Linked DNA regions of Mus musculus: region 1 is linked to region 2. A link is a loop called in an ENCODE intact Hi-C map of the cell type or tissue named here. Cell type or tissue: heart. All regions are shown on one strand. Each heading gives the region's core, and the rest is flanking DNA. Links, peaks and the distances in the headings are about the cores only.

Region 1 (15,055 bases), core at 2,876-10,875, 48 kb before region 2:
TTATTTAAAATGCAGTGTATTTGTGTTGTGTGCATCTGTGTTAGGGAGTGTATACGAGTGCTGTGCCCATAAGAGGTTCCAGGTATTGAGTCCCCATGGGCTAGAGTCACAGATGGTTGTAGTCACCTGACATGGGTGTAGGAACCGAACTTGGGTCCTCTGCAGAGCAGAATATGTTCTTAACGGCTGAACCATCTCTCTAGCTCACAGTGTGAGTTTTGATGCATGTAAGAATGCGATCCACAGGACAGCTCAAAGCGATGATGATATCATGAATGTAGTCAGTTCTGACGATAAAGTTTATAGGTTAAAAGAAATTTAAAAGTAGGAGGAGATGGCTTGGGTGCTAAGGTTCTAGATGCATAGGCATGAGGGGACCTGAGTTCCATCCCCAGGACCACATGAAATAAGCTGAGCTTGGAAAGCCAGAGAGATGGCTCGGTGGTGAAGACTTGGGACCAGAGTTCAGGTCTTAGCGCCCACGTGGAGTACCTCACAACTGCCTATCACTCGAGCCCCAAGAGATCTTATGCCCTTTTCTATTCTATACATACAGATATATAGACATACAGACACACACAGACCTACACACTCACACACATGCACAAACAGAAAATTAATTAAAGCAACCAGACACACACTCATCACATGCACATACAGAGAGAATTAGTTAAAGCAACCAGATACACACACACACACACACACACACACACACACACACACACACACACACATGGAATCAGTTAAAGCAACCAGAAACTTAAGGGAAAAAGAAATGATGAAATCCCAAATCACAGAACCCACGGGTTTTCCAGCCCTGACCCTGACAGGCCAGCAGAGGCCCCTGCCTTTCCCTTCCCTGAGAAGGAGATCCTACCAGGGAAAGATACCTAAAGGATGCTGCCTGTCCTCGAGGCTCGAGGCTCACCCCAGCCTGGCCTCATTCCCCAAGCATTACACAGGATCCCAAGGTGCTCTGACCTGGAGCACTGGGCCCTCTGAGTCCTGATATGGAGACCCTTACTGCCTGCTCAGGGGCAGCTCATGATGGCTGGCTGCAGGGACCCTGGATGCCAAACTCAACCAGGAAAAATGCTTTGTGAGTTTGTTTTTTGTTTGAAACAGGGTCTCACTATGTAGCCCTTCCCACCCTGGAACTTGCTGTGTAGACCAAGATGGTTTTAGTATATTAATTTGTATTTTATGTGCAATGGTGTTTTGTCTGCATGCATGTGTGAGGGTGTCCGATCCCCTGGACCTGGCGTTACACACAGTTGTGAGGTTCTGAGCTTCTGGGAATTGAACCCACGTCCTGGAGGAGCAGCCACTGCATTTACCAGTGAGTCATCTTTCCAGCGCCACGCACCCCAGGATTTTTAGGTGTTTTGTTTTGTTTTTTTATTAACTTTATTTTATATATGTGAGTACATTGTCGCTGTCTTCAGACATTCCAGAAGAGGGTATCCGAATCCCATTACAGATGGTTGTGAGCCACCATGTGGTTGCTGAGAATTGAACTCAGGACCTCTGAAGAGCAGCCAGTGCTCTCAAGCACTGAGCCATTTCCTCCCCCCTTACCCCGCCATCCTTTTTTTTTTTTTTTGAGATGGGCTTTGTCTTTGTAACAACCCTGGCTGCTCTGGAACTCATTCTGTAGACCTGGTTGTCCTTGAACTCAGAGAGTTGCCTGTCTCTGCCTCTGAGTGCTGGGATTAAAGGCAGGTGCCCCCACCACCTGGCTGGCTGAGCCATCTTTCAGCCCTGTGACTATTTAGCTGTTGAACTATTTGGGTTTCAGATGTTGATATTGAGACAGGTTCTCATGTAGCCCAGGATGGCCTCAAGCTCCTGACCCTTCTGTAACACTTCCCAAGTTCCAGGAGCAACAGGCTTGTGTTACCAGGGCTGGCTCATGGTTTATGTTTTAAAATGACTCAAAGAAAAAATTTTGAACACTTTGTCACAAATAAGTATCTGAGTGGACAGGCAAGTTAATCATTCTGATGTGATTACTCAGCGTTGTGCATATACTGATATCAATGATATATATGTACCTCACAAAACTGAATAATTAATGCATACCAGTGCAAAATAGAATAAAAATTTGTCCAGGCATAGCTGAATACTCCTGTACTCCCAACACTTAGAAGGCTGACATTGGAGGAGAGTGAGTCTCAAGACATCTGGGCTAATGGTAAGACCCTGCCTGTCTCAAACAAAGAAAAATAAGTAATCCAGAATAAACCTTTCCTTCTTAAAACAAAGGAAATAATAGCTGGCTATGGTGGTGCACACCTGTAATCCCAGCACTTGGGAGCCAGAGGGAGACAGGCCAGCAGTTCCAGGTCAGTTGGACATCCCAGGCTTCATGTCTTAAAATAAAAAAATGAACAAACAAACAAACAACAAGAAGAAAAACTGCAAAACAAAAGACCAAAACTAGAAGAAGAGAAAGAGGAGAAAGGGGGAGGAGGAGGAGAACAAACAGAAATAAAACAGAACATGGGGGTGGGGTTATGCAAGGATCTCAGGAAAGCACAGGCAAAATGAGACCTGAAGAAAGGACCATGGGGAGAAGGGACCGACTAGTGGGAGAGTCACGGACTTAGGACCAGAGAAGCAAGCAAGCACTGGGAAGTTTGAGGATGTCTTTAGACATGTTGCCTGGCAACGGGAGGAAGAATGGCACTGACTCTCCACAGTGGCTCTGTGGGACAGATGGGATGCCCCACCCATTCCATCCCAACACTCAGAAGACAACTCAAGCCTTCTGACACTGTCTCCACAGCTCTCTTCCAACCATACCCTCCGTGGCTCTCTAAGAAACATCTGTTTACCAATTTTTAAAAGATTTACTTATTTTTATGCGTATGGGTATCTTGCCCACATGTATGTATTTGTAACCACATGAATACCTGGTGCCCTTGAAGGTCGTAAGAGGCCATTGGATCTCCTGGAACTGGAGCTGCAGACAGTTGGGAGCTGCCGCTTAAGGTGCTGGGAACAGAGCCTGGAAGAACAGCAGTGCTCTAATCAAGAAGCCATTTCCCAGCCCCCTCACCAATGTTTTTCATAACTGTGAAATTAGAGACATTTATTGTGTAAAACACAGAAAACTAAGGTGAAAAATCACACTTAAATTCCCCACGTTTAGGAGGACCACACTAAACACGCAGGATGTAGCTTCTTACAGATGTATTTACAGATCATTTAATTTTCCCGACCCCACGTCAGCCACAGGCATTTCTGAGGTCATTACACATTTCTGAAGACGAGGCCAGGATGTCACAAACACAAGCTATGGTTTCATAACTGATGGAGTTGAAACTGTTTTACATCTCCCTGTTTTCTGTTTGCCTGCTTTTTCTCCTCCTCCTCCTCCTTCTTCTATTTTTGCCTTTTCCGTATCTGTTACTCACTGGGCTTTCTCTCTCCCGAGCTGAAGGACACCTGTCCACCTGTCTGTGTCCACCATGATCTCTGCTCCACTTACATACTTTGCATTACTAGTCTTTGTGTTAAGTGCCTTCCCCTGCTATCTGCCAATGCCTCATTCATTCATCCATCCATCCATCCATCCATACATACATACATACATTCATTCATGGGGACATGCACTGAGTGCTTGCTGCCTGCCAGGCACCGGAGTCACTGGGAAGAGAGATGTGGCCAAGATCCGGGACAAGCGTTCAGCTTCCTTGTCTTCCTTCAGAGGTAGAATACCAACCACTTCCTAGTTTTGTTCCTCTTGTGGACACTTTTGTCTGTCATTCCACTTAGCACCCAGAACATCTGACCCTGTCTGGGCTGAGGTCCTGTTGGGTGCTAGCCACCATCTCTACCCCATTTCCTTGTCTTCCTCCATGCACCTGACAGCCTGAAACACCTTAGAAGTGGCAGTGAAACAAGCCATTGACCTCTCAACTTAGCGATATTTTCTTCTGAGCCTGAAATCAGGACACACAGTTTGGCAAAAACAACCACAACAGTTGCTGTGTCCCTTAAGGGCCACTGGCAACTCACTCGAGCCATCTCTGTTGTAGCTGGCCCACACAGCGCCTAGTGAGCAGTAGAAATGGGTTCAGTGTGGCCCAGGTGTGCCCAGCTCAGTCCTTCCCTCTTCCCCACAGACTCGAGGAGGGAACGATGGCAGCTTGATGTGGTAGCAACTGGTCCATGTCCCTTTCCATTCCTCATCCCCTCCCTCCCACCTTCCCCTTTCCCATCCAGGTCACACACAATCGCACGCACACATCTCTTTCTGTAGGTCAGTCTGTTCTCAAGGGCAGCGCCCTCTGACTCAACAGCTTCCTCTTGCACATCTCCTCCAGCAACCACCTTTGGACCACGTGCCTGGGCTGGCGGGGTCAGAGGCAGCACAATTGTGACCTGTCCCCTCTCTGTACCTCAGACCCTTAGGGACTCTCTGGCAACCATGTCCCACCCCTTGGGCCTGTCTTTCATTTAACTCTCTCTTATTACCCTGCGACAAGGGAAAGACTTCAGCCTTGGGGTGGAAGAGGAAACAGACAACTGAGCCTGTAGAGAAAAGCATCAACACCAGGGGTTTGTGCCACCCAGTCACCGCACTTGGCTGACTCCTCTCCCGATCTTGCATGTGTGCCTACTGGTGTGTGCACGGTGTGGGCGTGGTGAGAGCTGGTGTGAGGGAGCCTCTGAGGGAAGGATATGGCAGCTTAGCTGAAGAACGCACACTTGATGGCACATTTAGTCCCCATCACATTTGCATTCTTCTGGGGGCTGCAGACACACTTAGGTCTTCAGCAGACAGGGTACAGCTCCTGGGTCCCTCCTTTTGGAACTCACCAGCACCTGCCCTGCTTTCTCCCATGGTCTATATTCACCAGTACTGTTTGCAGCCATCACCTAAATTGTCCTATCTTGCACACAAACCATACTTCTGAGTGGACACAGTAGGTGCGGGACTATACCACCTACACCTACACCACCAGCCAGGAACTCTCCGCATCCCTAACCCAAGGAGAAGTGATGGATCTCTGGCAGGCTCCCACCAGCAGCTTCCAGCCAGCCCCAAATCAGAGTGCTCTGGGAAAAGTCACAGGTCACAGTTCACCCAAGAGCAAGCTGGATGTTGCCATCCAGGCTCTAAGCTGGCCCCAAAGCAAATGGTAGTTGAGAGGCATTCCTGAAGGGGCCCCTGCTGAGAAGGATGTGAGTGCATGGGCTTCACAGCTTCATCCTAGGGAGTTTTCTGGCCTGTTGGGATCCCAGAATTCCAAGGGGGATCCTCGGGGAAAATGTGGGTCCACTAAGATCATCCTCATGGTGATTCAGCAATTGGTTCCAAAGAAAGCACAGAGGAAGGGGAGGTGGGAGACAGCGGGGCTGGGGGGTTGCGGGGGGTGGGGGGAAGGAAATGAATGTATGGATGGATGGATGGACGGATTTGGTCCACAAATATTCACAAATGCAGAGTGTGCGGCAGCTAACAGCAGGATCCGGGGCTAAGGAGCAGATTGGATGAATACCTGTTGCTCATAGAGATTGAGGTGCGGCCTCATCTTTGGCTTGTGGACCGTCAGAAGTTGGGGTTTCCACAGCTTCATCCTCACTGCCCACAAGCGGCTCTTCCTCCCCCTTCAGGTTGGGACCCGACCCAGGCTTCAGCTCTTCTAGTACTAAAGAGCCCTGGCGAGACTTCCGTCTGCTGAAGAACGTAGTGAGCGTGGGTCTCTGCCCGGAGCCTTCTGTCTCCAGTACCTCAGAGCCCTTGTTGCCCCCTGCCCCTGATGTGGTTGTGGCCTCTTCATCAGGAACCCGGGCTGGCCCAGCCCAGGCATCCACCACCCCATTTCGTTTTCCTCCTCCGCTCAGGGTCAGGGCCCCAGTCCTCCGCTTTTGCCTCTGGCGCCACAACAGCAGTAGCGCCACGAGGGCCAAAACCACCACCAAGGCAATAAGCATGGGCACCAGTAACATGCCACTTGATTCTTGGCTTGGTGACCTGGTGGTTATGGGATCTTGGGTAGACGTCGTGGATGTTTTTCTGCTGGAAACTGAGGTGCCACGGGCCACACTGGAACTCTCCACAGAACTGGTTGCTGTGGTAGCAGGGAGTCCATGCATCTCACTCGAGGGCCCCAGAGACCCAGTAGCTGTGGTGACAGGGGGACCACTGGTCTTGGAGCTTACTGTTGTAGCCACAGAGGGTCCACTGGTCTCGTTAGAGCTTGTTGTCACAGTGGTGGGGGGTGCACTGGTTCCTTTAGAGATAGATGTAGATGCTGCAGTTCCGTCTGTCACAGGATTGGCTGCAGGTCCGTCTGTCACAGGATTGGCTGCAGTGACAGGAGGGTCACTGGCTACATTTGATGGTTCTGGAAGCAGTGCTGATGTCTTGCTGGAAACTTCCTGAGAGGCAGTAGGCTCAGGTACAGGGGTGCTCATGCTGGCACCAGCAGAAGTCTCCAAAGAAGACAATTCAGTAGTTTCCAAGGGGGTCAAAGAAACTGGGATTGTGGTCTGCCCCCAGGGGCTGATGGTCTCCTTCGAGTCCACTGTCCCTGACCCCACAGAAACTGATGGGCTGGCATTCTGGGCTTCAGAGGTACTTGGAGCTGTGATATGTGGGGTAGATGGTAGCATCGTCGTCCTCTGCAGACTGTCTGGGCTCGCCACCTGGACCCAGCATGCCCCAAAGAGGAGGAGAAGGTGCAAGGCCATCTCCAGAGGGACAGGCAGGAGCAGGAGTTGGGACCTGAATGTAGGGAAGTTACAGAAGAACGCGGTTGGGGAGGGAAACTTGGCCAGCCCCACTCCTTCTGCCCACTTCCCTGCCAACTGCCAAGCCCATCTTGTGGTTTAACGTTTTTTTTTTGTTTTGTTTTGTTTTTCCATTCTTGCTTTCACTATTATCAGAGACAACAGGGGAACAGATGGCGCCAGTGACTCCCACCCTGGCCTTGGCAGCTCAGACTCCAGAGCAGCCATGTCCCCCTGGCCTTCATTCATTGTTCCAGCCCGTGGCTCTGGACTCCCTTACCCCCTCACCCTATTCATCTTTTCAAACTATAGGTACATTCCTTCATCCTCTGAGCATCCCCACCCCCGTACCCAGCAAGATCATACCCTCTTACCAGATTAATGGTTAAGGCACAGGGCCAGGGCAAGTACCTCCAGTTCTTCCTGAGGCTTGGTCAGGACTGGGGCAGACTGAGCCCCAGGGGGAAAGGAAGTGGGTCTTGGCTCCACCCACTCCACCCCTGCATCCTGCCCCACCCATTCCTACTCCCATAGTTGCTTGTGGGGACCCAAGGGTTCAGTGGAGGCATGAAAGGATGCTCGGGGTCCAGACGGGAATTCTTAGGTTTTCACTGGAGTCCAAGTGTCAGAGATGAGTGATGGGGAGTAGGGGTGGAGTGGAAGATATGGAGGGGAGAACCGTTTCCTTTCCCTCCCTTGCTCCTCAAGCTGTTTGGCCAGAACCTGAGACCCTGAGACTGTGGGTGCACTTCCTGCCGAAGAGCTCCAAGAAAGCTGCAGGGCCGGGGAAAACCTCTCAACTCTGCTCGTGGTCCTGAAAGGTTTTTAGGGCTGCTGAACCCTGCCAGAGCCACAGGGAATTGAGGTCACTCCTGTGGCCCCCAGTTTAAGCTAGTACTAACATTGCACATGCTATGGTCTTAGAGAACTAGGAGAGCTAGAGCGATGGCTGAAAGGTTTGGAGCCCTTGAAGGAGACCTGTTCAGTTCCAGCTTGGTGGCTCACGACCACCCCATAATCCAGAGGATCCAACGTCCTCTTCTGGCCTCCAAGGGCACCAACCCACATAGGTACAGACAGGTACTCATATACAAATATGAAAATAAATTAAGATTTACTTAACGGCCAGGTGTGGTGGAGCACACCTTTAATCCCAGGACTCAGGAAGCAGAGGTATGTGGATCTCTGTGAGTTCGAGGCCAGCCTGGTCTACAGAGTTGTTCATAATAATAATAATAATAATAATAATAATAATAATAATAGATTTATTTAAAAAAGAAAACTTCTAGGGCTGGTGAGATGGTGGCTCAGTGGTTAAGAGCGCCGACTGCTCTTCCGAAGGTCCCGAGTTCAAATCCCAGCAACCACATGGTGACTCACAACCATCCCTAACGAAATCTGATGCCCTCTTCTGGAGTGTCTGAAGACAGCTACAGTGTACTTACATACAATAAATAAATAAATATTAAAAAAAAAAGAAAAGAAAACTTCTAGAAAGACCTATATTAAAAAATTAACCATGGGCTGGAGAGATGGCTCAGTGGTTAAGAGCACTGACTGTTCCTCTAGAGGTTCTGAGTTCAATTCCCAGCAACCACATGGTGACTCACAACCATCTGTAATGGGATCTGATGCCCTCTTCTGGGTGTGTGTGAAAACTGCTACCGTGTACTCATATAAATAAAATAAATCTTTAAGAAAGAAAGTAACAAAAAGTCTTTAGCTGAGTGGGGTGTTTTATGCAGATTTATCCCAGGGCCTCAGTGCTGCTTGAGTAAGTGCTCTACACCGAGCCGCATGGAACCTCACAGAGCCGCACGGAGCCATCCCCAAGCCCCAAGTAAGGAGATCTATGTGATCCTTCTCTGAATAACTTGTCACCTGACTTGATTAAGGAAACGGATTCTTATGGTATATGTCTGTTTCAGAGCTTTTCCTTTTAAAAATTCATAACTGGTTTTTATCTGTAAAAACAGCTTTGTGAATGATAAAGAAAGAGAAGCAGGGTGACTCTCCTTTGAGGGGCCCACACCCACACTCGCAGGCGTGTCTTTATTTCTGAACACTTTTCTTTCTCTTAACCCTAGATCCTGCAGATCTATATTTTTAAATCTCCAAAACAGGAAAGAAATTTAAAGTATCTTAAAATCTCTCAATAAGCCCAAATTCTATAACAACAACAAAAGGACTAAAGCAGGTTGCTGACAGAGTCTGGACTTGGACTGTAGCCATCGAGTACTGAGTTAATCTAGCTATAGATCCAGGTCAGAAGCAGGGCATAGCTCACAGGCCAGCAGGCAGCACACACATTCGTTTGCCTGGTCATTCTTTACTTCAGAGTCCTGGGAAACACTAAATGGCCCGGATTTCCATCCTGCACACAGTAGGTCCACCCAGGAATACCAGGCTTGCAGTAAGGTGCTTCATTTATAGCACAAGTAAGCAAGCTACTCTGTGTCCCTTTAGCAAAGTACAGCTTGTATACTGTAACCCATGCTAGAAATGGCTTGGGGGACAGCGATGGGGGCCTGGCATTCTAGACACACCCAGCAAGCATGGGTGGGGGTTGCTTCGACCCCCTGGGTTGCCTCTTCCAACAGTCAACAGAGAGGCTCACATAATAAGAAAGGTTACCTATAGCAACCAGGCATAGCAGCACATGCTGTGATCTCAGCCCTATAGAGGCTGAAACTTTAAAAATAAAAATAAAAAATTTAAGCCTAGCAGCACACACTTTTAATCCCAGCACTTTCCCAAGTAAGTGGGAGTAGATCTATGTGGGTGCTTTGTGTGTGAGCCAGCCTGGTCTACAGAGTGAGACCCAGGACAGCCTGGGCTCTACAGAGAAATCCTGTCTCAATAAAACAACAACAAAACCAGTGACATACTCAGCAGCAGCTGAGACTCCTGTCCCTGTGGCTGGGTGTGCAGGCTCCGCATCCCACTGTGCACTGACGGAATGTTAGTTCAGAGCATCTCTGCACAACTGCCTGATAGGTCATGGCACGCATCGCAGCAGAAGTCATCTCTCTTGAGGAACAGTGTTCACGTAGTATCCCAAGTTTCCTGATTAAAACAAAGCTCAGGAAATGCTCTTGGTTTTCTTTCCTCCATATTTTTATGTTCTGTATTTGGGGGCATTTGTTTGTTTGTTTGTTTGTTTGTTTACATAAGGTTTGTGTATTCCAGGCTCAATCTGTATCTGAGGATGACCTGAGTCTCCTGCCTTTGGCTCTGGCATTTTGGGGGTGGCAGTCACCTACCCCAGTTTAAGTGGTGCTGGGGATGGAACCCAGACCTTCTCAGCCAGCTCAGCTATATCCCCAGCCCAGCCCTGATTATTTCTCTGTGATTATGTTGTTTTGTTTTTTTAAAATATGTCTGGGTGTCCTGCTGACATGAATGTCTGTGTGCTGTGTGCACGTGGTGCTGGCTGAAGGAGGCCAGAAGAGGGCATCAGATGTCCCTGGAACTTTAGATGTTTGTGGTGGGATTAAACCTGGGTCCTCCAGAAGGACAGCCAGTGCTCTTAACCACAGAGACATCTCTCCAGCCATGTATTGTTTCAACAAGGAAGACTGGGGGTGATGGAGGAAACTATAGTCCTCCCATGGGGTCGGGGGGTGGGGGGAAAGGTCGGAGAATCAAGAGTTCAAGTCAATCTTAACTACATAGTAACTTCAAGGCCATGGTGTAATGCATGAGACCCTGTCTCAAAAAGAAGAGAGAGAATGGGGGTGGGAGGCAGGGGAGCAAAAGGAGTGGGGATGGGAGGAAGTGGGTGGGGCAGGGTGTGGGGGAGCAGGGTGGGGCAGCCAGGAGTAGAGGTGGGGGAAGTGGGGAGGGGTCAGAGAGAGCAAACAGGAAAGAGATGAAGAGATGGGGCCAGGCGTGGTGGCACACGCCTTTTATCCCAGCACTCAGGAGGCAGAGGCAGGCAGATTTCTGAGTTCGAGGCCAGCCTGGTCTACAGAGTGAGTTCCAGAACATCCAGAGCTATACAGAGAAACAAGTCTCGAAAAAAACAGAACAAAACACAACAAAAACAAACAAAGAAAAAAGAGATGGGGGAGGAGGAAAGGAGGGAGAGAATGGAGTGAAGAATGGGGGGAGGAAAGAAGGGATAGAATGGAAGTATGGGAAGATGGGGGGATAGCACCCCACTGTTGGGTGTGTGTTTCTTATACCACTGTCAACAGAAAATCAACCAGCTGCAAAGAATTAGCAACTGTTAATTAGAGATGGAAAAAATGTTTTAAGACTGTAGGACTAGGCCTGAGAAGGCTTAGAGAGTGAGGCAGTTGCTGCTCTTGGACAGACCCTGGTTCAGTCGCTTGAGCTCACACGGCAGCCCGCCTGCCCCTTTCTAACATCTGCCAGTTGTGCATGTACATACACACCAGCAACACAAAACAAATCTTTTACAGTTTTTTGTCTTTTTTTTTTAATAAGGGGATAAAATACAGGGGTGGAGAGATGGCTCAGAGACCAAGAGCACTGGCTACTCTTGCAGAGGATTCGGGTTCCATTCCCAGCGTACATGTGGTAGCTCAAGACCATTTATAAATCCTATGAGGTGGGACCCTCTTCTGACCTCTGGCACCAGGCATGCACCTGGTACATATACAAGGAAAACACTCATACATATAAAATATTTTTTTTTTTTTACAAAATGTGTAGAATATAGGGGAAAATGTTCGAAGATAACAAAGGTACCCAACTTTAGAGAGAAAAAAATTACTAAGGCAAAAAATTATGTTTGGCAAAATAGTCATTTCAAACAAACTGGGGCTGATGGAGTTGAACGAGGGCATTATCAATGTCTGTTGAATATCAGTCACCCTTGACTCTGGGGACAGCAGAGAGGAAAAGAGTGAATCCAGGCTCTGACAGACATGGCCTGGCTGAGAAAGCTGGCATCAGGAGGCAAGGCTCACAGTAGGGAGACCATGAGGAGACTGAGATGTGGGGGCAGGGCCACACCCATCAGCCAGGCCCAGAGCAGTCTGCCTCCTTCCCCAACACCCTGCAGCAAGCCTAGCTACACTAAACAAGGCACAAGGAGAAGTTAACGAGCTGCCACTGCATTTGGGCAAGTTCCAGGACAGCCAGGGCTACACAGAGAAACCCTATCTCAAAAAACAAAACAAGGGGCTGGAGAGATGGCTCAGCAGTTAAGAGCACTGACTGCTCTTTCAGAGGTCCTGAGTTCAATTCCCAGGAACCACACGGTGACTCACAACCTTCTGAAACGGGATCTGATGCCCTCTTTTGGTGTGCATGAAGACAGCTACAGTGTACTCATAAAGTAAACAAACAAATCTTTAAAAACAAAACAAAACAAAAGCTATGTGTATGATGAGTGTGTGTCTATATGCAGGTGTGTGCACACCAGTGCAGACACCCGAAGAGCAGAGAGGCTTCGGGTCCTCTGAGATCAGAATCGCAGGCTGTTGTGAGCTGCTAGATATGGCACTGGGAACTGAACAGGGTCCTGTGCAAGAACAGCAGGCACTTTTTATCTTTAAGCTATCTCTCCAGTCCTAAACAGACTGATTTTAAAAAGGGAAGCTAGGAACTTTAGGGTGGAAAAATATCTAGCAGATACCACCTTAACCAAATATCCAAACTTAACAATAATAGGACAAACTTATATCAACGACCTCTGATAGAAATGCCATAAGGACTCAAAGCTGTGTATTAGGTCAACCATTAAAACATAGGAAGTGGGATTGGAAAGATGCCTCTGCAGTTAAGACTTTGTGCTTGAGTTTGGCCCCAGCATCCCTATCTGGAGGCCTGTAACTCCAGCGTCAGCTGATCTGATGCCTCTGGCCTCTGTGGGCACCTCTGCTCACATGCACACATAGGCACAGACACATACTTTAAAATAAAGTGAGATCAGGCATGGTGATACATGCCTTTAATCCCAGTGCTTGGGAGGCTGGGCAGGCAGATATCTATGAGTTTAAGATCAGCTTGGTCTGCACAGTGAACTCGATTCAGACCAGCCAAGGTTACATACTTGAGACCCTGTCTCAAAAAAGAAACAAGTAGAAAAGTGAATCTAAAAACAAGAAAGAAAGAAGAGAAAACAAATGAAGTGTCAGGCATGAGTTCAGAGGACAGCTTGCTTGCCTTACAAACATCAGGCCCTAAGTTCATCCTCAGAATCCATGCATTAAAAACAAAACACAACAAAAACCAAGCAAGGAGTGAGAGGGTATGCCTACAACCCCAGCCCTGGGCACAGCAAGACATTCTGATACCTGCCAGCCTAACCTACTCCAGCAAGCTCCGGGCCAGTGAGAGACCCTGCATCAAACAAAAGGTGGATGGTACCTGAAGAATGACACCTGAGGTTGTCCTCTGACCTCCACATACATGTGTGTCAGGTGCAGTGGCTCAGACCTATGGTCCTAGCCACTTTCAAGGCTGGAGCAGCATGGTCACTTGAGCCCAACCTGGACTAAAAGCATCTCTCTCTCTCTCTCTCTCTCTCTCTCTCTCTCTCTCTCTCTCTCTCTCGTTTTTTGAGACAGGGTTTCTCTGTGTAGCCCTGGCTGTCCTGGAACTCACTGTGTAGACCAGGCTGGCCTCGAACTCAGAAATCCACCTGCCTCTGCCTCCCAAGTGCTGGGATTAAAGGCGTGCGCCACCACTGCCTGGCAAGAACACATCTCTTAAGAAAGGGAGAGAGACAGAGGTAGAGGGGACAGAGGGGGGTTAGTGGAAGAAGCTCTGGCTGAGTGAGCATCAGTTACTTTTCTTGTCATGACCCCCAGCCAAAGCACCATTCCCCCAACCAAAACACCATCCCCCAGCCAAAGCACCATTCCCCAACCAAAGCAAAGCACCATCCCAAGGGAGAAAAGGCTGTTCCCTACTTACAGCTGGGTCCACTGTGGTGGGGGTCTTGACAGCTGGAGCTTGAGAGCACTGCTCACCTTGAATCCATAGGCAGGAAGCTGAAGGCCCAGGGTTCCTGCTCTCTTCCTTCCTTCCTTCCTTCCTTCCTTCCTTCCTTCCTTCCTTCCTTCCTTCTGCCTTTTGTACAGCTCAGGACCCAAGGCAACGGAACTGTTGAAGCTTGCTTCCAGGGTAGGCCTTTCCACCTCACCTTAATCAAGATGTGTGCCAGAGGCTGTTTTCTAGGGGACTCTAGATCCCATCAAGCTGACACACTACAGTACTCATTACAGTCAGAGACTTTATCTCCCGGCATAGAGCAGGCCAGTAATGGAGCAGGAAGTCTGTGGTCCTTCTAGCTGTCTGCATACGTGTGCACATCCACCCACTCCACCCCACCCACCACTCGCGCATACAAAGGAAAAGAAAAAACCAACATGGTACACGATGCGAAAAACACTTCACAAAACACCCAGCTGGTACTCTTCAAGTCAGAGAGGAAAAGGGGGGACATGGATATTCTTCCAGGTCTTAAAGCAGAGACAGCTGACTGCCATATAGCTTAGATGAAGTAAAAACTGTTATCAAGCAGGCATAGAAGTGCCTCAGGAGAGTACCTACCCCCACAGGCGAGGCCGTAGCTCAATCGCATCACTACTACATAAACAGACAAATAAGCTGTTGAGGATATCATCTGAATAACTAGCAAAATTTTAATATAGATTATAAGGTAGAAAATAGTATTGAATTGGTATTAGCCTTCCTGATTTTGACCAATATGTTAATGGGTTATGAAAGGGAACATCTTTGTCCTTTGGAAATACTAATTTTAGTATAAAGGAGTGAATAATCGCAGTATTGGCACATTTCCTCTTAAATTGTTCCTATAGATAATTAATTAATACTGGCTGGAGAAGATGGCACAATGTGCTTCCTGTGCCAGCGTAAAGGCCCGAGAGGTTGGCTCCTCAGTACACACAGAAAATGACAGACATGGGTGCACATGGCCGTCCTCTCGGAGCTAGGGGTGGGACAGAGACAGAAGGGTTGAGGGGGTTTTCTGGTCAGTCAGCCTAGCCAAAAAAACAGCAAAATGTACAGTGAGAGACCCTGTCTCAAGGATATAGTGGGGGAGAGAAAAGAAGATATTACAGCACGCTTCTCTGGCCTGTACATACACATGGCAGACACATGCACTTGAAGGTTCACACAGCACAGGCACACACTAAGGGTTTTAACTAAAAAAAAAAATAAAAAAAAAAAAAAAAAAAAAAAAAAAAAAAAAAACACTAAGAATACTAATGTGAGAGCTAAAAGTGAGGCCAGTGGGGGCATTTGTCCCAAAGAAACTTAGAACAGAAGGCTGAGGTGCCTAATAACATATCAAACTGGACGGCGGCAG
Region 2 (15,055 bases), core at 3,428-11,427:
CATGCACTCATGATGGATGGCCCCACAACCACAAGTATATGAGCAGCAGAAATTGGAATCAGTGGGTTTTCAAAACTGAGGCCATAGCTTTGGTGGTGGTGGTAGTACACGCCTTTAATCCCAGCACTCAGGAAGCAGAGGCAGGTGGATCTCTGAGTTGAAGCCCAGCCTGGTTGACAGAGGAAGTTTCAGGACAGCCAGGTCTACACAGAGAAACCCTGTCTCAAAAAAAGAAAAAGGAAGGAAGGAAGGAAGGAAAAGAAAAAAGAAAGAAAGCTGGGCGTGGTGGCACACGCCTTTGATCCTAGCACTTGGGAGGCAGAGGCAGGCGGATTTCTGAGTTTGAGGCCAGCCTGGTCTACAAAGTGAGTTCCAGGACAGCCAGGGCTATACAGAGAAACCCTGTCTCGGAAAACCAAAAAAAAAAAAAAAAAGAAATAAAGAAAGAAAGAGAAGAAAAAATGAGGAGACAAACTTGGGAGAGGGTAGGTATGGATATTGGAAGAGCTGTGGGGGAAGAAGAAATTGGTCAAAATATATTGTGAGGACCTGAAGAGAGGGCTCAGTGGTTAAGAGTATTTGTTCCTCCAAAGGTCTTGGGTTCAATTCCCAGCAATCTATATGGTGGTTAATAACCATCTTCAACTCCACTTTCAGGGGCTACACTGCCTCTCTTCTGGCCTCCATGAGCATTGCATGCATATGGTACACAGAAAAACACTCATATATTTTGAAATTAATATAAATATTTTTTAAAAATACATTGTGTGCATTATGAGATTTAAAGAGAATTAATAAAATATTATATTTTTAAAAAGCCAGGTGGGTGCCCTGAGGAATAGTACTCAAGGTTGGCTGTGCACTAGTCATCTTTCTATTGCTGTGACTGAACACCATGACCAAGGCAACTTACACAACAAAGGGTTTAACTGGGCTCATGGTTTCAAAGGTGTAGAATCCATAATGGTAGAGCAAGGCATGGTGCAGGATTAGCTGAGAGCTCACATCTTGATTTTCAAGCAACAGGTATGGAACTGGTTGGGAAGAGGAGAAAACACAGAGGAAATGGTCTGAGTCCTTTAAAATCTCAAAGGCTGGCCCTAGTGTCACACCTCCTCTTACAAAGTCACATCTCCTAATCCTTCCAAAACAGTGCCACCAACTGCAGACAATACATTCAAATATATGAGCCCATGAAGACCATTCTCACTCCAACTACCTCAGCCTCTGTCCCCACTTAGGTACACATGCATATAAGAGTGTGTGCGCGCACACACACACACACACACACACACACACATTAAATAAATACATAAATAAACAAAGTTTTAAAAAGAATAGTAGATTGGATTGTTAGAAATCAAAAATATAATACTAATTACTCAAAGCGTTAATACAAAAAGTCAAGGAACTACCCAAAAATAGAACCCCCCCACACACAAGTAAGAATGGAAGACAAAATAGATAGATAGATAGATAGATAGATAGATAGATAGATAGATAGATAGACAGACAGATAGGCAGGCCATCATGGCATGCCTTAAATCACACTTGGGAGGCAGAGGCAGTCAGACCTCTAAGTTTGAGACCAACCTGGTTTACAGAGCTAGGTCCAGGACAGCCAGGGCTACATAAGAAACCCTCTCTCAAAAAACCAATGAGAGAAAGAGAGAGAGAGAGAGAGAGAGAGAGAGAGAGAGAGAGAGAACTCTATTATCTTAGGTGAATCTGCACTGTCAAGACCTAACAAAGCTCCAATAGTTATAGCCTTGAAAACAACCCAGATTCCTCCCTGCACACACTCTTGTGTTTGGTGTAGGTTTTTGGAAATAGTCTCTCCGTAGCTATCCTGGAACTTGCTCTACAGACCAGGCTGACCTCTACTTCACAGGCCTGCGCCTGCCTCAGCAGGTCTGGGATGAAGGGCGTGTGCTACCATGTCCACCTTCAGACTACTTCTCTTGATGAACATGTTATGTGGTGGCAAAGAAGCAACTCCTGTGTCATTCATGGGCTCCAATCGCTCTGTAGTAATTCCTCTGCTACCCGACAGGGTCCTGTAGTCGTCTGAATGGATCTGTTCTACTAGCGGGAAGGGAAGTGTGGGCACAAGGATGGCTGAATCTCTCCAAGCCTAAGCCTGGAATTCACGCAAGTCTTACAACCTGAGTTCCATCCCAGGATTCCAGTGGGAGGAAAGAATCCATTCCTGAAGTTCTGAGTTCTTCTCTACAGAGTCACAGCAGATCAGGCCAAGAACCAACTTATAAATGTACTAGCAAGAGAGAACCGAGGAAATGGAAGGAGAAAGGATGGGAGACACATCCTAGAAGATGCTCACTAGGCCAAATGCTTTCATCTCTGGTCTAAACATCGAGTTAGTGCCAGCCCAATGCAAGAACCACACCCCAAGCCAGCAAAACCACAAAAGTGTCATTTGTAATTTAGCACCCACAGGAAACAGCTGGTGACAGAGTTGACATAAACAAAAATACACACATTCACAGATACACACCCAAGCCTGAGAAAGCACTCTCAGAGTCACAGATGCACACCCAAGCCTGAGGAAGCACTCTCAGAGTCACAGATGCACAACCAAGCCTGAGGAAGCACTCTCAGTAGTCCTTGGCTCTATGCTCAACCTCCAGTTTCCTGAGACTGGCTTCAGAAGGGAGACTGGTGTGAGTTATCAAGTCAAAAACGAAGAAACTGGCTGTGTGGTGGTGGTGCATGCCTTTAATCCCAACTCCAGAGAGGAAGAGAGCTCTGTGAGTTCAAGGCCAGTCTGGTCTACTGAGCCAGTTCCAGGACAGTGAGGGCTACAGAGAAATCCTGTGTCAGGAAAAAAAAGAAAGGGGGGGGGGGTGACGAGGAGGAGGGAAGATGATCTTGTTACTAAATAAATCTCCAGTTTCACTTTATTTCAGATGACTTAAGAATCACTAATTAGGGGGTGGGAGAGCAGGAGAGATGATGGAGAGATGATGGAGAGAGAGTACTGTGCATATTGTATGGGTGCATCATTTGTCAATTAAAAACATGGTTGGGGGTAGGGAGATGGCTCAGCAGTTAAGGGCACTGACTGCTCTTCCAGAGGTGCTGAGTTCAATTCCCAGTACCCACATGGCTCACAATCATCTGTAATGGGATCCAATGCCCTTCTCTGGTGTGTCTAAATACAGTTACAGTGTACTCATACATAAAATAAATTGAAAAAAATTAAAAATCAAACTCTATGGGCTATAGAAAAGGATAGAATTAAAGGACATCTGAGAGGCGGGGGGGGGGGGGTGAGGGGCTGGAGAGATGGCTCAGTGGTTAAGAGCACTGACTGCTCTTCCAAAGGTCCTGAGTAATGAGATCTGACGCCCTCTTCTGGTGCATCTGAAGACAACAACAGAGAGCTGGCTCAGGGGTTAAGAGCACTGACTGCTTCTTCTGAAGATCCTGAGTTTAAATCCCAGCAACCACGTGGTAGCTCACAACCATCTGTAATGAGATCTGGTGACCTCTTCTAGTGTGTCTGAAAACAGCTACAGTGTACTTACATATAATAAATAAATCTTTAAAAAAAATTTAAAAAAAATTCTGGGACAGAGCCAGGTACAGAAGAGTCAACCAAGATTTGATGAGACAGACACATGGTACCTGAGCACAGGTAACCAGCCACATGCAGAATGCAGGTTAAAATAAGTGGGTTCTTTTAAGTTATGATCTAGTCAGAGAAAAGCCTAGCTATATCACCAAGGTATTTGTAAATATATTTTGAATCTGAGTCTTATTTCTGGGAGCATGGGGCTGGAAGAACCAGACCAAACTTCTATAAATGGTACCCAACATGGGGCTTGAACCCATGACCCTGAGATTAAGAGACTCTTGCTCCACCAACTGAAGTAGCTGGGCTCAGTGTAAAAGCTTCTCCCATCTTATTGTAACCACTGCTCTTGTAGAAGACTCTGGTTCAAATCCCAGCACCCACATGATGGCTCACAACCATCCATAACTCTAGTTTCAGGGCATCTGACCCCTTCTTCTGACCTCACAAGTACCAGACATGCATGTGGCGCATGTACACATATTCTGGCAAAGCTCCCATACATATAAAAATAAGGTAAACAAGTCTAAAAGTAATTTTTAAGTACTAATTTTGGACATCGCAGAGCCAGGCAATACCTAATCAGCTTATTAGCGTTGTTGTAGTGACAATCCCTGCTGTGGCCTGTGGTGCCAACAGTGGCCTGGGTCGGTTTCCAGGGATCTGAAGCAGTTTCCAGGGATCTGAAGGCTACTTTTACTAGAAATGCTTCCTTGCTGTGAAGTGGAAGAGATGAACAGACTTGGCCTCTCTGTCTAAGTAACAGGTCTGTCTCTTTCATTGCCTTTGTCTTTAGGTCGGATTCTCTTCAGCTTTAGACCTGTTGATCCCTGAGCAGTGTCCTGTCTGGAACGTGACCTAGACTTGCCCAGTAAGTGTCTGCTCTCTTTGGCCTTCAAGGATAAAGGCACTTACCAGCCACATGGCCGGACCTCCAGACCATCAGAGGATTGGAAGGTGGCATTCCTCCCGACTGGAACTCCTCCACCTAACCCAAGAAAGAGCATGAACAACCTCCCCTTTTCCTGCCTGTCTGCCACTCCTGAGGCCTGCGTCTGGGACTACTGATCCATAGGCCCAGCTCTTCATCCGTCCTGGACACTGGAAGCAAGTTTTCTTCATGTCTTCAGAAGAAGAAGAAGAAGAAGAAAAAAAAAAACATAGCTCTCACCTCTAGGAGAGTAAATGATAGTTTTTCGACAGCTGAATTTGATTGAGTGAGTGTGGCTGGAGGAACATGGGACTAGATTACCTCAAGTTCCAGGTCCCCAATGGAAGCAGATTCGTGGCATTTATAGTGACATGTCAAAGAAAGTCAAATCCAAGCAAGTTTAAAATGCATGGGTGGAAACATCAAAGAGGCAGTTACAGAAGGGGGAAGCCCTAGACGCTATCTGATGCCATTCTTAGCTTTTGGGTTTGTGGACGTTGGTGTTCTGAGTTAATAGATACCCAAGGTTTTTATCTATTAGTCGCAGGATGTTAGTCTGGTACAGAGTTGGGCAAAGGTCACTGTTTAAGGCGCTAAAGATTCCATCTCTCACCAGGCAGTGGTGGCGCACGCCTTTAATCCCAGCACTTGGGAGGCAGGTGGATTTCTGAGTTCGAGGCTAGCCTGCTCTACAGAGTGAATGAGAAACCCTGTCTCAAACAAAACAAAACAAACAAAACAAATCTCATCTTTTCACCTTGCTGCAGCCCTTCCAACCCCCCATCCCCACCCCCCAAACCAGCAAGTGTACCTGTATGTATTGGAACTCACTATGCAGACAAGACTCAAACTCACAGATACCTGCCTGCCTCTGCTTTCTGAGTTCTGGAACTAAAGATATGTGCTACTTTTTTTCCCCTCCAAATTTTATGTGTATGGGTGTTTTGCCTGCTTGTATGAACATGCACCACGTATGTGCCGTGCCTGAGGAGGCCAGCAGGAGGCATCAGATCTCCTGGACCTAATGTGCTATGTACTGCTGTGCCTGATGGTGCTGGAAATCAAGCCAAAGTCCACAGGAAGCGCAGCCGGTGCTATACAGCTGCAACCACAGCAGTTCTAATCAGTTAGTCGGTCTTTGCGGACACAGTTTCTTTCCCAGAATTCTCACTCATATCCTGGACAACTGTCCTGTGGACATTCTCCCCTGTGGGATGAACTTAGACCTGGGCTGGTGAGTCTCTAAACTGACTTCTCCTGAGACAAATTCTAAACAAGCTTATGCTGCAGACACCGTAGAGCACTGGGGCTGATAGGAAATGCTCTTTCTCATAGGCTGACCTGAGAAGGTGAGACCTGACAGAGAAAGGGAGCCAGCCATGGGGGATTAGGAAGAAGGGACTTCTGGAGGAAAACATCTCCAATTCACAGCTCCTAAAATGAATCAGGCTTGGAATGTCCTGGGAAAGCCATCTCTCCAGCCCCTAGCTGGGCACTTAATAGGCTGGTTCCTTATGACCTTTTTTAGATTGTTATTTTGCCTTCCTCCTCTAAATGACTTCCTAAACCTGATCTGAACAAGGACACCAACAGACATGCTAATGTGGATGAAGGAGCGCTCAGGAGACCTCAACCCTAGACAAAGAACAGTAAGGATGCAGAGAGCAGAGCAACAGCCTTACCCTGGGTAGAGCACAACTGGTTATCCAGTCCCAAATGGTCAGCCTTGAAAACATACACACAAGTAATGTGTACAGACTGAGTGGGTTATATTTATGTATTTAGGAATATCTGTTATATACATAACAAGAATTACAGGAAAACACAGCCATGAATTTGAAAGAGAGCAAGGGGAGGGTATGTGGGGGAATTTGGAGAGAGGAAACAAAAAGGAGAAATGATGTAATTGTATTGTAATCTCAAAAAATGTGAAAAAATAACCCAATGCTAGTATTTTATGTTATTAATACTTCCTGAACAAAGGACTTCTCTAGTTAACCGGGGGGGGGGGGGGGGGGAGGAAGGAGCAGACACCATGGAAAACCCCTTCATTCTTGTCATCTTCCTCAAATAGACTTTTTTGTTGATAGATGATAATATTCTAGCTAAGGTCGGATCATGAACAAGGCCTTGAGTTCCATGTGTAACACTGGTAAAAGGGGGGTGGTGGTGGGGGGTTGAATTTCCTGATTTAGGCTGAAAGGATGACACCTGCCTGTAATGGAAGCCAGCCATGTCTCAAACAACAGAGAAACTGAAATAGGTCTATGCCTCTTGCTGCATAACTATTGGCCCAAGCAACCCCTAGATCCACCCCCTTTCTTCAGTTACCCTGTCATTCCCTCAGGAAGCACCCTGCAGGTCCTACGCTCCAACTACTAAGAGGGTGACATTTCTCCTCATCACCAGAACAGATGTGCGTGAAAAGTGTACAGATGTGTCTAAGTGCACATTAATAGGTCTACATACATGAGCACTAGGGAAATTTCTGGAACAATCCTGTCAAGAGAGTTGGCTCAGTGGTTAAGAGTTCTTGTTCTTACAGAGGACCCAAGTTGGATGCCTAGAACTTACATGGCAGTTCACAGTTGGCTGTATCTCCAGGGCCTATAGTCCACTCCACAGACTTCATACCCCCAGGAGGGAGGGGGTCAAAAGCTCCGCATCTAGATGGACCCAGAAGAGTCGGTGGCAGAGGGGCTCCAGCCAAGTCTACCATAGTGGTCACATCCAGTCTCCCAAAACTGCCTTGCTCCCTCCATCTGTCTCTAGCATACACTGCATGAGTATTCACAGAGAATAGAGCCCCCTGCTGACCTCCAGAGAGAACTTCAGAGATGTCAGTGGGAAACCCAAGGATTCCTCCAAGCCCATGTCAGCTGTCACTGACTGAGGATACAACTTGGGGACAGGGTTGAACACGGAAGATTACATTTTAAAGTAACAACAAACTTGACAGGTCAAGCCTGGTAACTTACACCTTTAATCTCAGCACTCAAAAGGAGGCAGGTGAATCTCTGTGAGTTCAAGGCCAGCCTGGTTTACACAGCAAGTTCTAGGTCAACCAAGGCTAGTGAAACCTTGTCTCAAAAACAAACAAACAAACAAACAAACACCCAACCAACCAAAACAGTAACAAATGCCAGGCATAGATTTGCAGGCCTTTAATCCAGCACTTAAGAGGTAGAGGCAGGTGGATCTCTGAGTCTGAGGCCTGCTTGGTCTACAGGGCAAGTTTCAGGACAGCCAGGGCCACACAGAAAAAGCATGTCTCAATAAATAAATAAATAAATGGGAAAACAACAACAAAAAGCACGGGAGTGACTGTGACTGAAACTGCCTTGTCACCAGCTTGTCTGGGTCAATCCATGCAGAGGGCGAGTTCGCCTGTGGAGAGACACAGCCTAAAGAGTGGGCTTTGTCTCGGACTGTCCTGAAAATGTCCTGGAGGTCATTCATGTTTCTCTAGGAGCTTGCCTGGCCTCTTTACTGGTCCTGCTCTATGTTTAGGGATAAATATTCCCACACCCTTACCCTTGTCCATGACATTGAGTCACTCACATACACAGGGCTACAGCCCAGGATCCAGCCGGCAGCTGTGTAACAGGTTATACACTATTTAGGTCTGTGCAGTAACACCCTATACTGTTGGCATAGCAACTGTATAAATGGAAAAAGCAATCACCTAGTAACCTGTTGCTCAGATGGCGCCCCCACTCTCTCTCTTTTACTTTGTGTGTGTGTGTGCTTTGTCTGTAACGTATGTCTGTGTTGTACATGTATGCCTGCTGCCTGGGGAGGCCAGGTTACTTGTGCCCAGAGCCAAAGTTATGGATGGCTGTGAACCTGTATGTGAGTGCAGGAATTGAACTCAGACCCTCTCTAAGGTCATCCAGGGCTCTAACCATTGCACCAACTCTCCAGCCCCTGACACCTCCTATTCTCTTTTTTGTTTTGTTTTTTGAGACAGGGTTTTTCTGTGTAGCCTTGGCTGTCTTGGAACTCACTTTGTAGACCAGGCTGGCCTCGAACTCAGAAATCTGCCTGCCTCTGCCTCCCAAGTGCTGGGATTAAAAGTGTGCGCCACCACGCCTGGCTACACCTCCTATTCTCAAGCACCATGTGATGGTAGAAATTGGACAGGGTTGCAGGTGCAGCTTGCCTGTTGCCTCAGTATGCTGAAGGTCCTGGGCTTCCCAGCAGGGGAAGAATCAGGTTGGGGCTGAGAGGGACAGACATGAATCAAAACAGGAGGTACTGGTTTTGTTTTTTTTTTTTTTTTTTTTTTTTGGGTTTTTCGAGACAGGGTTTCTCTGTGTAGCCCTGGCTGTCCTGGCACTCACTTTGTAGACCAGGCTGGCCTCGAACTCAGAAATCCGCCTACCTCTGCCTCCCGAGTGCTGGGATTAAAGGCGTGCGCCACCACACCCAGCTGAGGTACTGGTTTTTAAACCTGAAAAGAAACTGCAGGGTGCACGCTTAAATCCCAGCACTCAGAGCCAGGCAGATCTCTGTAAGTTCCAGGAGCGGGCTGGGGTGTGTTACAGCAAAGTGTTTCCCCAGCATCCATAGAGCCCTGAGTACCTCAGTACCACATAAACTGAGTGTAATAACACACGCCTGTAAACTCGGTATCTGAAGATGGACCTAAGAGGAACGCAAGCTGGAGCCCAGTCTAGGAGACATAAACTTGTCTCAGAAAAGAAGAGGAAAGAGAAGTTACTGCCTGAGAACACTTAACAGCAGCATCTGACCATGCCTTGTGTCTGGGATATAAAAATGTCTCTCATATCTCAGTGAGAGGAAGATAACCTAATTCTAAGAATTATAGTTAATTTGAGACACAGCCATGTCTCTCATGCTACACCCCAGTCCAGACTTGAACTCATGAGCCTCCTCTTGCTTCAATCTGAGCACCTGGATTATAAGCATATGTCGCCAGTCCCAACTACAGCTTTTAAAAAATGGGCAAAAATATAAAGAAAAAAAAAATCACAGGCTGGTGAGATGGCTCAACGGTTAAGAGCGCCAACTGCTCTTCCAAAGGTCCCGAGTTCAAATCCCAGCAACCACATGGTGGCTCACAACCATCCGTAACAAAATCTGATGCCCTCTTCTGGAGTGTCTGAAGACAGCTACAGTGTACTTACATAGAATAAGTAAGTAAGTAAGTAAGTAAATAAATATTAAAAAAAAAAATCACTGAATCTCGTGACTAATCTTTAGGGACAGGCAGAGTGACTGAGGTCCTTGAACACTCACAGGCTGAGGGGCACCGGGCTTGCGGCTTCACCTCAGTGCTCCGCTCCGCATCTCATCTGCTTCCTCAGCACAATGGGCAAATTCGGTATTAAATAAAGAGTTGGGACTAATATGTGTAGGGATGCCTCAATGCCAGTCTTCCTTGCCAAACGATGGCTTGATACTCGGAACAAGGACAGTGTGGACTGGGTGAGAAACTCAGCTACTTGGCAAGCATGGAGCGGCAGAAATAAATGTGCTCAGAGCAGGACACTGGAGCCAGGGATCCTGAAGCCACTGCAAACTGCAGGGCAGAGGCCGGCAGAGGAGAGGGTGGGAACCGGAAAGTCAGAGCAAGACTGATCGCATCAGAACAGGAAAACAGAAACTGCTCAAGGCATCCCCCGGGGCAACCCCCAGGCTGCTGGCTTCTACAGCCCCAGCACCTGCAGTATGGCAGCTGGAGTCCTACCTTAGAGATAGTCTAGGCCTGACAAGCCCCTGAAGAACAGAGACTTGGTAGGGAGAGGCCGGCAGTAGCTGGAATTAGCTGAGTGTAGGTAGACTGTATATAGGGCCCCAAAGTATTGGTGGTGGCCTGGGGTTGCTGAAACCCTGTTTAACACCATAACCTTGATCCCCAAAAGGACCAAGGACAGCCTGTCCTCCAGGGGGAGTTCAGAAATGACTTCACACTCCCCAGAGCATCAACACCTCCCATTTTGCACACACCTGTTTATAACCCAGACCTGAGACAGTCATCGGGTTTCAGGATCATGAGAAGTTGGGTACTTTCAGATACACAGCTTGGTTTTGACTTCATGTAGACAGCCACAGCCTGCAATCTAGGATCAGCGGCAAAGCAAAAAGGCTCATCTAGTCAACAGATGGAGTCAGACACTGTCACACATCTAAAGATACTAGAACTTCAAAGGAAATGCGAGGGTGGAAAGTTTGAGGCCAGTTTTTTGTCAAGAAAAAACGGCCTGAGAGATAGCTCAGCAGTAAGGAGCAATTGCTTCTCCAGAGGAGGCCCTGGGTTCGCTCTCCACTCACAGGTGCCTCACATCTGTCAATCAAGTCTCCTGGCCTCCAAGTCTGGCATGGTACACAGACACAGTACACATACATGCAAGCAAACATGAAAACAAGTAAAATCTTAAAAGACAACAACCCCCTACACACACATATACACAAACAAACCAAAACCAGCAGATGAATGCTGTGAGGCTAAGACCTCTTCCTGTGGGAAGGAATGGAGGGTGTGTCAGACATTCTTCAATAAAACCATTTTTGTCTAGTTGGGTTTTTGTTGTTTGAGGGGTTAAGACAGCTCATGTAGCCCAGGCTATCCTTAAACTTGCTAGGTAAACTGAGACTGAATTCCTGGTCCTGTGTGCTGGGATCACAAGCATGTGCCACCACACCTGTGACTATGCAACTCAGGCTTTCCCTCAAGTGCTGCAACCAGTGTGTCCCACCACACCCCATTTGGCTTATTTTAGCAGCGTTTGGACATCACTCTACTACTCCTTGTCCTCATGAGTTACCTCACCCAGAGGGTCCAGACTCCCTGCCTCGCCTGGCTCCTGTTACCTCCTTGGAAACAGACAGCAGTCAAGTCAATGTACTGAATGTGACATTGTCACCTATAGCTTTGATCTTAAGGCTTTCTTGTGTGTTTGTCCAAGATACAAGGATACTCCACAGAGTAAAAATGGCTGCTGTTAGTTTTATGTTAAGTCGTCTGGGAAGAGGTACTCTCGATTAAAAAGCCTCTGTAGATGTGCCTGTAGGCAAGTCTATAGGGCTCAGCTCACTGTATCCCATGTATGAGCTGGTGGTCCTGGGTGCCATCAGAAAGCAAGCCGGGCAGGCCAGTAAACCACGTTCTCCCACGGTCTTTGCCTCTGCTTCTGCCAGCTGGCTCCCGTCAGCTTAACAATGAACTAAACTTCTTTCCCATGATGCTTTTGGTCATGGTGGTTTTCTAGTTTTTTGTTTTAGTTGAGACAGGGTTTCTCTGTATGTTTTTGGCTATCCTGGAACTCACTCCATAAACCAGGCTGATCTTGAACTCGAGAGATTCTCCTGCCTCTGGTTGGGATCAAAGGTGTGCGCCTCCACCTTAACTCATATCTTACTTAGGTTACTTGGGTCCTACGTTATCCCAGCAAGGAAAACATTAAGACACACTTCATTGCCCTCTAAGAGACTCTGGGTTCAGACACCTGTATTCCAGTATTCAAACAGCACCCAGAGAACTTCAGTTTATGACATCTTTGAACTTCTGATGCTCCTGCTGAGATCAGACGTGAGCCACCTAACCATGGCACCCTCACTTTTAGTCTCCTTGAGAAGGCTGCCCCTGTCAACTGGACAGGGAAAAGCTGGCTCGCTTCCTTTGTCTTCAGCGCTCTGCCTCTAAGGCTAACACTGTGGGGAGGTAGTTTAGGTGCTGGTCAGAGTCTGGGCTACAGACTCAGTGGGAGAAACAACCACCAAGCTAATTCTCTCAAACCCTCCCCCTACCATAAACACACACAAAACAAAACCGAGAACTGGGCTGGGCTATTCCTCAGTGCTAGAGTGCCTGTCCAGCAGATGCAAGCCCGAGTTCCACTGCACTCCCAAGAGAAGTAGCTGCACAACACAAAGTGGACTCAGTGGGGGAATAACCACTCAACTTTGGGCGAGTGGGAGATAAGGCTGGATATAAGCTGCTGGAGAACAGAAATGAATGTAATTAAACAACAAGCCGGGCATGGTGGCGCACACCTTTAATCCCAGCACTTGGGAGGCAGAGGCAGGCGGATTTCTGAGTTCGAGGCCAGCCTGGTCTACAAAGTGAGTGCCAGGACAGCCAGGGCTACACAGAGAAACCCTGTCTCGAAAAACTGTGTAGCCCTGGCTGTCCTGGAACTCACTCTGTAGACCAGGCTGGCCTTGAACTCAGAAATCGGCCTGCCTCTGCCTCCCAAATGCTGGGATTAAAGGCGTGCAGCACCACAGCCCGGCTAAAACCAATTTTTTACATGTGTATGAGTGCTTGCCTTTGTATTGTCTAACCACCTGGTAGTCTAGTGCCTGGAGCTAGAAAGCATTAGACTCCCCCACAGTTACCTGGCGACAATTGTGAGACTGATTGTGAGCCTCCATGTAATTACTGAGAATCAAGCCTGGGCCCTTTTAACTGCTCAGGTATTTCTCCGGCCCCCTTATTAGAAGAGCACATTGTAGCCGGGCGGTGGTGGCGCACGCCTTTAATCCCAACACTCGGGAGGCAGAGGCAGCTTCTGAGTTCGAGGCCAGCCTGGTCTACAAAGTGAGTTCCAGGATAGCCAGGGCTACACAGAGAAACCCTGTCTCAAAAAAACAACAACAAAAAAAGCACATTGTAGTTTTATTACTGGAGAGGAAGTGGAGAGGAAGGCAGTTTACCCAGCACTTGGGAGGCAGAGGCAGATGGGTCTCTCTAAATTCAAGACCAGCCTGGTCTACATAATCAATTCCAGGCCAGCCAGGGTCCAAGAGAGACTCTGTCTCAAAACAACAAAAACCCATCCAAACAATTACTGGCTTTGTGCTTAACAAAGTCCATGGTCTTACCACCCAGAATAGACCCAGTTCCGAACCTAAGCAGGGTTGGGTCAGGTGAGTGCTTGGCCGGGAAGACAAGGAACTCTGGTGGCTCTCCAGAGCGTAGCTGGGCGCAGACTCACTTCCGACCGGTGCTTTATTAAATTACCACAATGTAAGCAGCTTGACACAAATTTATTATCTTACCACTCTAGAGGGTACAGTACAAAGTGGGTTAACTGGGTTATCACTGTGGGACTGCACCTGTCTGAGAAGAATCTGTCTTCTGCTTTTCCCGTCTCTCCAGGCACCTGCACCCTGAGACATACGCCTCACTTCCAGCTTTCAGAGTCCTCTGCTCTCATTAGGGATCAGCAAGGACCCATGACTACAATGGCCCAAATAATCAAAGGTAATCAATCTCCCAGTCTCAAAATTTCTTAATTTTGCCCAGCGCCATGGTGCATGACGTTAGTCTCAACACTTGGGAGGCAGCAGGCCAGTCAGGGCTACACAGTGAGGACCCCCTTCCCCATTTCAAAAAATTAAAACAAAACAAAACCTCAATGTCACTTTACCCTTTCCCTCTGCCACATAACTCATAAAGTGGTATTCACACAGCTCAGGATGTGGGTATCTTCAGGGATCACTATTCTGCCCCCTCCTTGGTGTTATCAGAGAAGGGGAGAACTCGCCAAGCGTGAGGGAACTGAGTGACACCTGGGTATCTATCCCCCAACACCTGTGAACACTCAGGCCACCTGACTAGATTTCACTCGTCCCAAGATGCCAGGTACCTCAGAAAGCCAGTTCCTCTGTAACAGTTAACACCTTACCAATGCCTGGAGGGTTTCTGCTGTCTCAGTGACTCACTGCATCAGATGTCCTACTACTACTAATGGGCTTCTTGAAGTCAAGGCAACTGCAGTCTAGACTGGCAGGAACCAGTCTAGTTGTTAGATGTGTTGGAGGTCTCTGCATCAAATACCCACCACCAAGCCCGAGCTGAGCCTAGGAACTACTTCCCAAGTTCTCAGTTTGTAGCTCCTGGGGCGCCTCCTGGAGACAGATGAGGCGAGCAGAGCAGCATGGTGGGGTGAAAACTTAGGCCCTGCCTGCCTCCCACAGCCCTCTACTGCACTCCAGATTCCTGGAAGGGCCAGACCGACTGTTTCCTCGAGGCACCAGCCCCATGCCCGAGATGTGGGAGCCCAGGAAACGTACACTACAATGCCTGAAAGGCCAAGCAAGAAAAAGCTTTATGCCAAAAAAGGTCAGGAGACTTAGCTCCATGGCCAGCTCTCTATTACTGTGGCATCTCCAATAAGCCACTGCACTTTGCCCCCCTCTGTGTCACATGGTGGCTCAAGCAACCTTGAAGTGCTACCAAGTTTATACTTCACCTAAAAGCTACAGAAGCTACTGCAGGGGGGCGAGGGGTAGAAAAATCAGACTATGGAAGAAGAGAATGCATGTTTAAGAGAATCTCTCAATAGGATTTCAAGGTCTTCCCAATGTCCCAGCTACAAGGGAGCTGCCAGGACAGAGCATTTGAGGTCCTAAAAGTCAAAGATCAGCAGAACAGGGACTTGCAAGGGAGACTGGAGAAAAGAGTGATGGAGGGAATTTTACACAGCAAGTAGAAGTTGTCTACGTAGGAAAGTCACAGGACATCTGATGGGCCCTACCTCTGCCTCCAAGGGTGGGAA

The links. Hi-C counts contacts between places; a loop is a spot of excess contacts. Peaks named below come from ENCODE experiments on the same cell type or tissue, not always from the same donor. Only the 100,000 strongest peaks of a DNase experiment are listed, where the experiment ranks them.
Region 1: a loop joins it to region 2, with 2.5 times the contacts of the local background. A loop is called at or near these places in 29 of 42 quality-filtered maps.

Annotation. Positions count from the first base shown.
Region 1 is chr7:127,130,629-127,145,683 of GRCm38, forward strand. It overlaps Spn (sialophorin), which reads right to left and starts at 7,195. Exons shown (of 2, transcript NM_009259.5): 1 at 7,119-7,195; 2 at 3,066-6,739. The coding sequence starts at 6,705. The coding sequence ends at 5,518. In heart, for the core only: no CTCF peak of the experiment used is centred there; no DNase peak of the experiment used is centred there; H3K27ac peaks cover 316 bases.
Region 2 is chr7:127,178,503-127,193,557 of GRCm38, forward strand. Cd2bp2 (CD2 cytoplasmic tail binding protein 2) reads right to left here. Exons shown (of 7, transcript NM_027353.4): 7 at 13,158-15,055. Among named protein-coding and RNA genes, the nearest start is that of Cd2bp2, 10 kb to the right of the region's middle. In heart, for the core only: CTCF peaks have their summits at 5,527 (motif pointing right) and 7,323 (motif pointing left); a DNase peak (open chromatin) is centred at 5,589.